Regions from separate parts of the Homo sapiens genome. Here region 1 is linked to region 2. The links are chromatin contacts, found by Hi-C or POLR2A ChIA-PET in ENCODE. All regions are on one chromosome and are shown on one strand. The core of a region is the stretch at or near the end of the contact, and the rest is flanking DNA. Distances in the headings are between cores, read along the strand shown.

Region 1 (4,657 bases), core at 2,132-4,631, 160 kb after region 2:
CAAGAATAGTAGTTGACTATTACAGGATCAACTTAAGATAACACTAATGGTTTTTCAAAATGTTCTATGGGATATTCTTAGATTACTTTTAAATGCCTGCCCTGTGCATGATCTGAAGTTTTGTCTCAGTCAAAATTAGGTTGTAGGCCGAGTGTGGTGGCTCACGCCTATAATCCCAGCACTTTGGGCAGCCTAGTAGGGAGGATCACTTGAGCTCAGGAGTTCAAGACCAGCCTAGGCAAAGTAACGAGACTCTTGTCTCTACAAAAAAATTTTAAAAATTAGTCAGGCATGGTGGTGTGTGCCTGTAGTCCCAGCTACTTATGGGGCTGAGGTGGGAGGATTGCCTGAGCCCAGGAGGTGGAGGTTGCAGTGAGGCCTGATTGTACCACTGCACTCCCACCAACAGAGAGAGACCCTGTCTCAAATAAGATAAAATAAAATAAAAATCTGGTTGTTAGGGGAATTGTATTGGTATTAGAATTTAGGTGAAAATAGGTCCAAAGAACTCATGAATAAATGATTCATTTCTCAAACTACTTAGGTAGAATAATAAAACATGGAATGTCAAAAGTTAAATGAGCACTTTCCCCTCTGTCAAAATAATCAGTTTTCATAGGAATTAGGTTTTTAGCCAAATGGCTGTGAGGCAAGTTGAAGTAAGACAAGAAAATTGCAAATATTTTTAGATGAAAATATTTACTTTCAGCAGATTTTGAGACAGTCTTGCTCCGTTGCCCAGCCTGCAGTACAGTAGAGCGATCTCAGCTCATTGCAACCACCTCCTCCTGGATTCAAGCAATTCTTGTGCCTCAGCCTCCCAAGTAGCTGGGATTTACAGGCATGTGCCACCATGCCCTGCTAATTTTTGTATTTTTAGTAGAGACAGAGTTTCACCATGTTGGCCAGGCTGGTCTCGAACTGCTGGCCTCAAGTGAGCCACCTGCCTCGGCCTCCCAAAGTGCTGGGATTGCAGGCATGAGCCACCACACTTGGCCTTTCAGCAGCATATTGACTGACAACAACAACAAAAATTTATGAAGGGAGCGATCCAACTTATAGACCATGTGCCATTTTAAAAGCTTCTTTATAGCCAAGATTTCTTCTCGATATCAAATTAAGAAATTTAACAGCTATGCTTTCTGAAGACTGTTTCCATAGAGCTTCCAAGTGGTAGTAAACTTTTAAATCAGGATTTGGCTATGTGCTCAACTCAGAAGACTGTCATTAGCAATAGCAGTAGGTACCACTGAGTGCCACTGCGGACTCAAGTAGACAAAAAAGAAGAAAGAAAAGCAATCAAGGGGGAAAGGTAGATATAGTGAAGTGGTAGAATCTTGCTATATGTTGCCTCTAGGTATAAATCTAGAACTAACTACTCCTGAAAATGGAGGTAGTAGGAGGTGGGAAATAATTTTTCATTTTGCTTGGGAAATTTGGTTTGTAAACCTAAAATAGCCCTTATTTCTGGGGAAAAAAAAAAAGATGTTTAAAGTCCAGTCTAAAAGAGAATTGTGTCCATGTGTCAACTTGTCATATTCAAGTTTTCTAATTAATTTAGTTTTCTTTTAATTTAGAAAAGCAAAATTTATTAATCACTGGGTGGTATTTTCTAATGAGAAGCTTGAACTTAGTTTAAGAAAGAAGTGCTCTGACAATCTCATAGTCCTTAAGAAGTTCTGAGACTATATTGTCAGATAGCTAAATGCTAAGAGGAGAGTGTAGTTTGTAATTGAGTAGCTTTATCCTCCTGGAGATTTTTAAGCTGTATCCTATAATATACTCTTGGTCAGGTTGGGTAGTATGATTCAAGGCACTTGGAACCGTCTTGGGGAATATAGCTTGGTAATTGAACTGCTTAAGCTTATTATTAATATTTAAGCTATAGTTCCAGGCCCATTCCAGAGGTCCCCCAGCCAATGCACTTCATAAAAGGGAAGATATATCTTAATATACCAGGTTTGTATCTCATGCTACCATTGTAGCATCAAAAAAATAGACATTTAAATCATGGCTAATAACAAATTTTAGAATGAAATAGTTGGTAAATTTTGTGATTTTAAACTTTTCTTTTTGTGTGTGTGTATATGCAGCAATGAAAACTACTGGATGTAATTTAGATAAGGTAAATATTATCCCTAATGCCCTGATGACTCCACTCATACCAAGCAGTATGATTAAGAGTGAAGATGTTACTCCAATGGAAGTAACAGCAGAAAAAAGATCTTCCACTATTTTTAAGGTAAGCTGTATTGACTAGTGCACAAACCTCCTATATAAAAATTGCTGTCTTTTACTTTTCCTATTTTTTTAACATTATTTTTACTTTGGATGCACTTAATGAATTTTGCTGTAAAGAGGGAATGCTTTATACTTCAGCAAAATTGCCCACATAGTGACTTCCAATATACAAGGGAGGAATTAATATGTTGTATGAGATATTGATGAAAGTACTAATTTTAGCATTTTCAGAATTAGAGATGTTTTTATTTTTTTCCCAGTCTTTTCCCATAACTTTCTGTTTCTTTTTTTTACTTGTCTTATCCCCTGTAATGTTACTGAGGAGCCACAAAATTGAGATATTTTGATACCTGCTCTTCATGAACCATAAAATTACTGTGTTCTGATTACCCTTAATTCACCTAAGCATATCAATAGCCGATTATTCTACTTCCTTGTTTGACTATCTTTGCTTGTCGTACTTTTAAAAAATATATCTCAAGGAAAATGAGACATCATGTTATGGAGAATTGTAGTCCTGTACCTGTTTTCTAAATGATAATAATATAGAGTGGAAAGCTGGTCCTGCATATATTTTTAGAGCAATAGTGATTTTTGATGTATGTTACAAACTTGTTTAATGTTTATATATTCATAATATTTGGGGATTTTTATTTTTTAGACTACAAAGTCTGTTGGATCAACTCAGCAAACATTAGAAAACATCTCAAACATAGCAGGAAATGGCTCTTTTTCATCACCATCATCTTCCCACCTACCTTCTGAAAATGAAAAACAGCAGCAGATTCAGCCCAAGGCATACAACCCAGAGACCCTGACAACTATTCAAACCCAGGACATCTCACAGCCTGGTACTTTTCCAGCAGTTTCTGCTTCTAGTCAGCTGCCCAACAGCGATGCACTATTGCAGCAGGCTACACAGTTTCAGACAAGAGAAACTCAGTCTAGAGAGATATTACAGTCAGATGGTACAGTGGTTAATTTGTCACAACTGACTGAGGCATCACAACAACAGCAGCAGTCACCACTACAAGAACAAGCACAGACTTTACAGCAGCAGATTTCATCAAATATTTTTCCATCACCAAATAGTGTGAGTCAGCTTCAGAATACTATTCAGCAGCTGCAAGCAGGGAGTTTCACAGGCAGTACTGCTAGTGGCAGCAGTGGAAGTGTTGACTTGGTCCAACAAGTTTTAGAGGCACAGCAGCAGTTATCTTCAGTTTTATTTTCTGCTCCAGATGGTAATGAGAATGTTCAAGAGCAGCTTAGTGCAGATATTTTTCAACAAGTCAGTCAAATTCAGAGTGGTGTAAGCCCTGGAATGTTTTCCTCAACAGAGCCAACAGTCCATACCAGACCAGATAATTTATTACCTGGAAGAGCTGAAAGTGTTCATCCACAGTCTGAAAACACGTTATCTAATCAACAGCAGCAGCAGCAGCAGCAACAGCAAGTGATGGAATCTTCAGCCGCAATGGTGATGGAGATGCAACAGAGTATCTGCCAGGCAGCTGCCCAGATTCAGTCAGAGTTATTCCCTTCAACTGCTTCAGCAAATGGAAACCTTCAGCAATCGCCAGTTTACCAGCAGACTTCTCACATGATGAGTGCATTGTCTACCAATGAGGATATGCAAATGCAGTGTGAATTGTTTTCTTCTCCTCCTGCAGTTTCTGGAAATGAAACTTCTACAACTACCACACAGCAGGTTGCAACCCCTGGCACTACCATGTTTCAGACATCAAGTTCAGGAGATGGAGAAGAAACTGGAACACAAGCAAAACAGATTCAGAACAGTGTCTTTCAGACCATGGTCCAAATGCAACATAGTGGGGACAATCAACCTCAAGTTAACCTTTTTTCATCCACAAAAAGTATGATGAGTGTTCAGAATAGTGGTACCCAACAACAAGGTAATGGTTTATTCCAGCAAGGGAATGAGATGATGTCACTTCAATCTGGAAATTTTTTGCAGCAGTCTTCTCATTCACAGGCCCAACTTTTTCATCCTCAAAATCCTATTGCCGATGCTCAGAACCTTTCCCAGGAAACTCAAGGTTCTCTCTTTCATAGTCCAAATCCTATTGTCCACAGTCAGACTTCTACAACCTCCTCTGAACAAATGCAGCCTCCAATGTTTCACTCTCAAAGTACCATTGCTGTGTTACAGGGCTCTTCAGTTCCTCAAGACCAGCAGTCAACCAACATATTTCTTTCCCAGAGTCCCATGAATAATCTTCAGACTAACACAGTAGCCCAAGAAGCATTTTTTGCAGCACCGAACTCAATTTCTCCACTTCAGTCAACATCAAACAGTGAACAACAAGCTGCTTTCCAACAGCAAGCTCCAATATCACACATCCAGACTCCTATGCTTTCCCAAGAACAGGCACAACCCCCGCAGCAGGGTTTA
Region 2 (4,697 bases), core at 1,833-4,332:
GCACCACTGCACTCCAGTTTGGGCCACAGAGTGAGACCCTATCACTAAAAAAAAAAAAAAAAAAAAAAAAAAGAGAGAGAGGCCGGGCAGGGTGGCTCACGCCTGTAATCCAAGCACTTTGGGAGGCCGAGGCAGGTGGATCACCTGAGGTCAGGAGTTTGAGACCGGCCAACATGGTGAAACCTCGTCTCTACTAAAAATACAAAAAAAAATCAGCTGGGCATGGTGACGGGCGCCTGTTGTCCTAGCTACTCAGGAGGTTGAGGCAGGAGAATCACTTGAACCCAGGAGGCGGAGGTTGCAGTGAGCCGAGATCATGCCGTTGCACTCCAGCCTGGGTGACAGAACAAGACTCCGTCTCAAAAAAAAAAAAAAAAAAAAGAAGAGAAGTAATGGAAATGATATCCTCCAACTGCAAGCAACCCAAATGAATGTCCAAATGTCCTTTAACTCTTCAACTGATATACAGATAAACAAACTGTGGTACATCCAAATAATGGAATACAACTCGCCAATAACGAGAAACAGACTATTAACATGCACGACATATGCAACAACAACAGAGATGAATCTCACATGCACTCTGCCAAGTGAGAAAAGCAAGACACAAAAGAGTGCATATTTTTGTGGAATGATGTATGATTCCATCTATGAGACATTCTAGAAAACATAAAGCTAGAAGCACAGAGAACATACCAATGGTTGCTAGGGGTTGGGGGTGGCAATAGAGGAGACTGCAAAGGGGCATCAAAGAATTTGGTGGTGGGGGTGGGAGAAGTCTTTTTTATCTTTTTTTCTTTTTTTTTGAGATGGCGTCTCACTCTGTTGCCCAGGCTGGAGTGCGGTGGTATGATCTTGGCTGACTGCAACCTCCACCTCCTGGGTTCAAGCAATTCTCCTGCCTCAGCCTCTCAAATAGCTGGAATTACAGGCATGCGCCACCATGCCCGGCTAATTTTTGTATTTTTAGTAGAGATGGGGTTTCACCACATTGGTCAGGCTGGTCTCGAATTCCTGGCCTCATGTGACCCACCCACCTCGGCCTCCCAAAGTGCTGGGATTACAGGCGTGAGCCACTGCGCCGGGCCCTTTTGCATCTTGATCATAGTAGTGGCTGTGAGACTGTATACATTTGTGACAACTTGCAGAACTGCCCACTAAAAAGGATACATTTTACTGCATGTACATTATGCATTATTAAACCTGACATTAAAAACGCAAAAGCTGAAAAAAAAACTGGGGCCTAGTTAGTGGCCCCAGAAAGAAAATACCTATAGATTCCTTTTTTTTTTTTTTTTTTTTTTTTTTTTTTTTTGAGACAGAGTTTTGCTCTTCTTGCCCATGCTGGAGTGCAGCAGTGCAATCTCGGCTCACAGCAACCTCTGCCTCCCGGGTTCAAGCAATTCTCCTGTCTCACCCTCCCAAGTAGTTGGGATTACAGGCATGCGCCACCACGCCTGGCTAATTTTGTGTTTTTAGTAGAGACGGGGTTTCTCCATGTTGGTCAGGCTGGTCTCCAACTCCCGACCTCAGGTGATCTGCCCGCCTTGGCCTCCCAAAGTGCTGGGATTACAGATGTGAGCCACTGTGCCCGGCTAGATTCCTTTAAATTCAAGTGTTTATTGCAATGTGTTCTTCCCTGTAGCATTTTTACTTTTGTAAAAAGAGCCTGAAACTTTTGTATAAAAAGAAGGGTGGCTGTGTGTGCATGTGTGCATTTATTGTATATGCATAAAGAAACTCTGGAAAGATACACAAGAAACTAATAACATCAGAGACTGTGGGAGTGGGATAAGAATTAGGGAGAAGGAGGACTTGGTAAGGGAAAGAGAAAGAAAATTGTGTGTGTGTGTGTGTGTGTGTAATGTATATAATTTTTGAACCATGTGAACAGATTACCTATAAAAACATTAAATTACCAAAAAATCAAAAGGTTGAAAAGAAAGGGAAATGCTTAATCCCTAGGTGTGACTCTCCACTGGAGGAATCTGTAGGGGGTGGGATTCTTGTGGCAGCTACATCACATGAGCGTCTGCTTCCTGGGCCTTGGCCCCACCCACCTGGTTTAGTAAACTGGAAGCAAGACTGCGTTCCCGAGCAGATGGCCCAGGGTGGCTCCTGGTCCGGTTCAACAGAGAGTAGCTCTAAGCACACGCCCTTTCTTCCCCAGACATCTCCCCAGTGTGTATTCCAGTGGTAGACATTCCTTTTAGTCTTTCACCCCACAATTGGAATAAGACTTCACATTGCAGGTTTTCACCGAAGGAGTAATGATGGGCCTAAATTCATACTTCGTTGTAAATGTCTGATATCAGATTCTTAGACTCTTTCCCAGAGACCTGTTTTGTAAGAGAGCGATCAGACCTTATGAAGGTCTCAGGCTCCTGAAATCTAGGGCAATGGAGGCTTGGAAGACACAAGTTAATTACTTCCCAGTCTTGGCCGGGCGCGATGGCTCACGCCTGTAATCCCAGCACTTTAGGAGGCCGAGGCGGGTGGATCACGAGGTCAGGAGATGAAGACCATCCTGGCTAACACGTGAAACCCCGTCTGTACTAAACATACAAAAAAATTAGCCGGGCGTGGTGGCGGGCGCCTGTAGTCCCAGCTACTCGGGAGGCTGAGGCAGGAGAATGGCGTGAACCCAGGAAGCAGAGCTTGCAGTGAGCCGAGATCGCGCCACTGCACTCCAGCCTGGGCGACAGAGCAAGACTCCGTCTCAAAAAAAAAAAAAATATATTACTTCCCAGTCCTGTTTGTGGCAGACCTAGATGAAAGTTCTAGGAAACACATGCTTTGGAATCAGCCTGAACTTGAATCTCAGGACCCAGTCTGTTCCTACCTGTGAGCCCTTGGCCAAGTATTTCTCCTCTCTCTGTCTCGTTTTCTCATCTGTGAAATGGGAATGCTAATAACACCTTTGCCGGATGAGTTGACATGAGAGTAAGAGGCGAGCTTGTGGGTGACCGCAGGCAGTGCCATGAATGACCCACTTTAGGTGCTGAGCACCCAGGAGCCCTTCTTAGTGCGATTTGCCTGGGCTGCCTTGAGACCACACATGTGATGCGGGGGTGGGGGGGAAAGGGTAACAGAGAGGAGCAGTGACATGGAACAATCCCAAGAATGAAAGCAGGGCGGCGGGGCTGACTCACCGGATGACTCACTTCCTTGCCCAGGGATGTTCTGAGCATCCACGGAGCTGCTTCTCATAGTTCTCATACCCTTGGTTCCTTCTCTGTGGGGAAGGCAGGAGGAAGATGCCCCTCCTCGCCCAGAGCAGGGATCAGAATGTGGGACCTTCTCCGTCATACCCAGAACCATGGAGACTAGCTGGCACCCCATTTTTTAATTCACAAAATAACAGTCCCCATAAGATGTAATCTTTTTAAGGAAGAATAGTTTTTGCCCCAGGAGTACAGGAGAGATTCTAGACTCCTTTTGCCCTTTTCCAAATTATCACAGGGAGATCTGGACCCCGTAGAATATTTGAAAGTGCAGAAAAATGCAAAGAAGCAGAAAAAATCACCTATAATCCTATCGTTTAAACTTTATCACAGTGATGAGTTTGGTATTTTTCCATTCTATTTTTTTTCTCTGTATTTTTTCATTATATAGTCAAGTTTCTGCAGTCTATATCAGCACTATTCAAAGGAAATATGCAAACCACAGGTGTGAACCATATATGTAATTTAAAATGCTTCAGAAGCCTCATTAAAGAAAAATAAAAACAGGTGAAATTGTGTGTGTGTGTATGTGTGTGTGTGTGTATATATATATATATATATATATATATTTTTTTTTTTTTTTTTTTTTTTTTTTTTTTTTTTTGAGATGGAGTCTCACCCAGGCTGTAGTGTAGTGGCATGATCTTGACTCACTGCAACCTCTGGGTTCAAGCGATTCTTCTGCCTTAACTTCCTGAGTAGCTGGGATGACAGGTGCCTGCCACCATACCTGGCTGAATTTTTATATTTTTAGTAGAGACGGGGTTTCGCCATGTTGGTCAGGCTTGTCTCAAACTCCTGACCTCAGGTGATCCGCCCGCCCTGGTCTCCCACAGTGCTGGGATTACACGCATGAGCCACTGCACAATATATTATATTCAACCAAATATTTCAACAATATCATTTTATCATATAATCAATATAAACATTTAGCAATTTTTATGATTATTAAATTAAAAATGAGATATTTTACATGCTTGCACATCTGAATTCAGAGTTAGCCACATTCAAGTGTTCAGTAGGCACGTGGGGCTGGTGACTACCATGTTGAACAGTGCAAGCCTGTGCAACCCCTTTTTTTTTTTTTTTGAGGCAAGGTCTTACTCTGTCACCCAGGCTGGAGTGCAGTGATATGATTATGGCTCACTGCAGCCTTGACCTTCTAGGCTCAAGTGATCCTCCAGCTTCAGCCTCCCAAGTAGCTGGACTACAGATGTATGCTGCCATACTTGGCTAATTTCTTTTTCATTTTTTTAGAGGTGGGGTCTCACTGTGTTGTCCAGGCTGGTCTCGAACTCTGGCCTCAAGCAATCCTCCTTCCCAAAGTTCTGGGATTACAGGCATGAGCCTTGTCTGGCAAGTTCATGCAATTTCTAACTTGCTTTTGTTTTTGCTTAAATTACATCCTAAGTATTTCTCATATCATAAAATCTCTTTTGAAAAAGATAACTTTTATGAATTTCAATAACATGT

The links. A loop is a pair of places that touch in the nucleus more often than their neighbours do. ChIA-PET counts read pairs that join two places held with the same protein, here RNA polymerase II (POLR2A). Pooled maps may share reads with other maps.
Region 1: a pooled map shows a loop between it and region 2 (4-fold over the local background). The contact joins two enhancer-like sites. A Hi-C loop is called at or near these places in 1 of 50 pooled maps. POLR2A ChIA-PET finds 5 or more read pairs at or near these places in 3 of 52 experiments (A549, HEK293 and activated T-cell).

What each region holds. Positions count from the first base shown.
Region 1 is chr16:69,688,847-69,693,503 of GRCh38, forward strand. It overlaps NFAT5 (nuclear factor of activated T cells 5), which reads left to right. Exons shown (of 15, transcript NM_138713.4): 12 at 2,094-2,242; 13 at 2,903-4,657. Among named protein-coding and RNA genes, the nearest start is that of SNORD13H, 18 kb to the right of the region's middle. Within about 2 kb of position 3,382, at least 2 of the 41 ENCODE cell types and tissues checked have a DNase peak (open chromatin) inside an H3K27ac peak, as active enhancers do.
Region 2 is chr16:69,527,694-69,532,390 of GRCh38, forward strand. No RefSeq gene overlaps it. Among named protein-coding and RNA genes, the nearest start is that of MIR1538, 36 kb to the right of the region's middle. RefSeq lists enhancers at 1,933-2,227, 2,215-3,414, 2,684-3,393, 2,973-3,267. Within about 2 kb of position 3,083, at least 13 of the 41 ENCODE cell types and tissues checked have a DNase peak (open chromatin) inside an H3K27ac peak, as active enhancers do.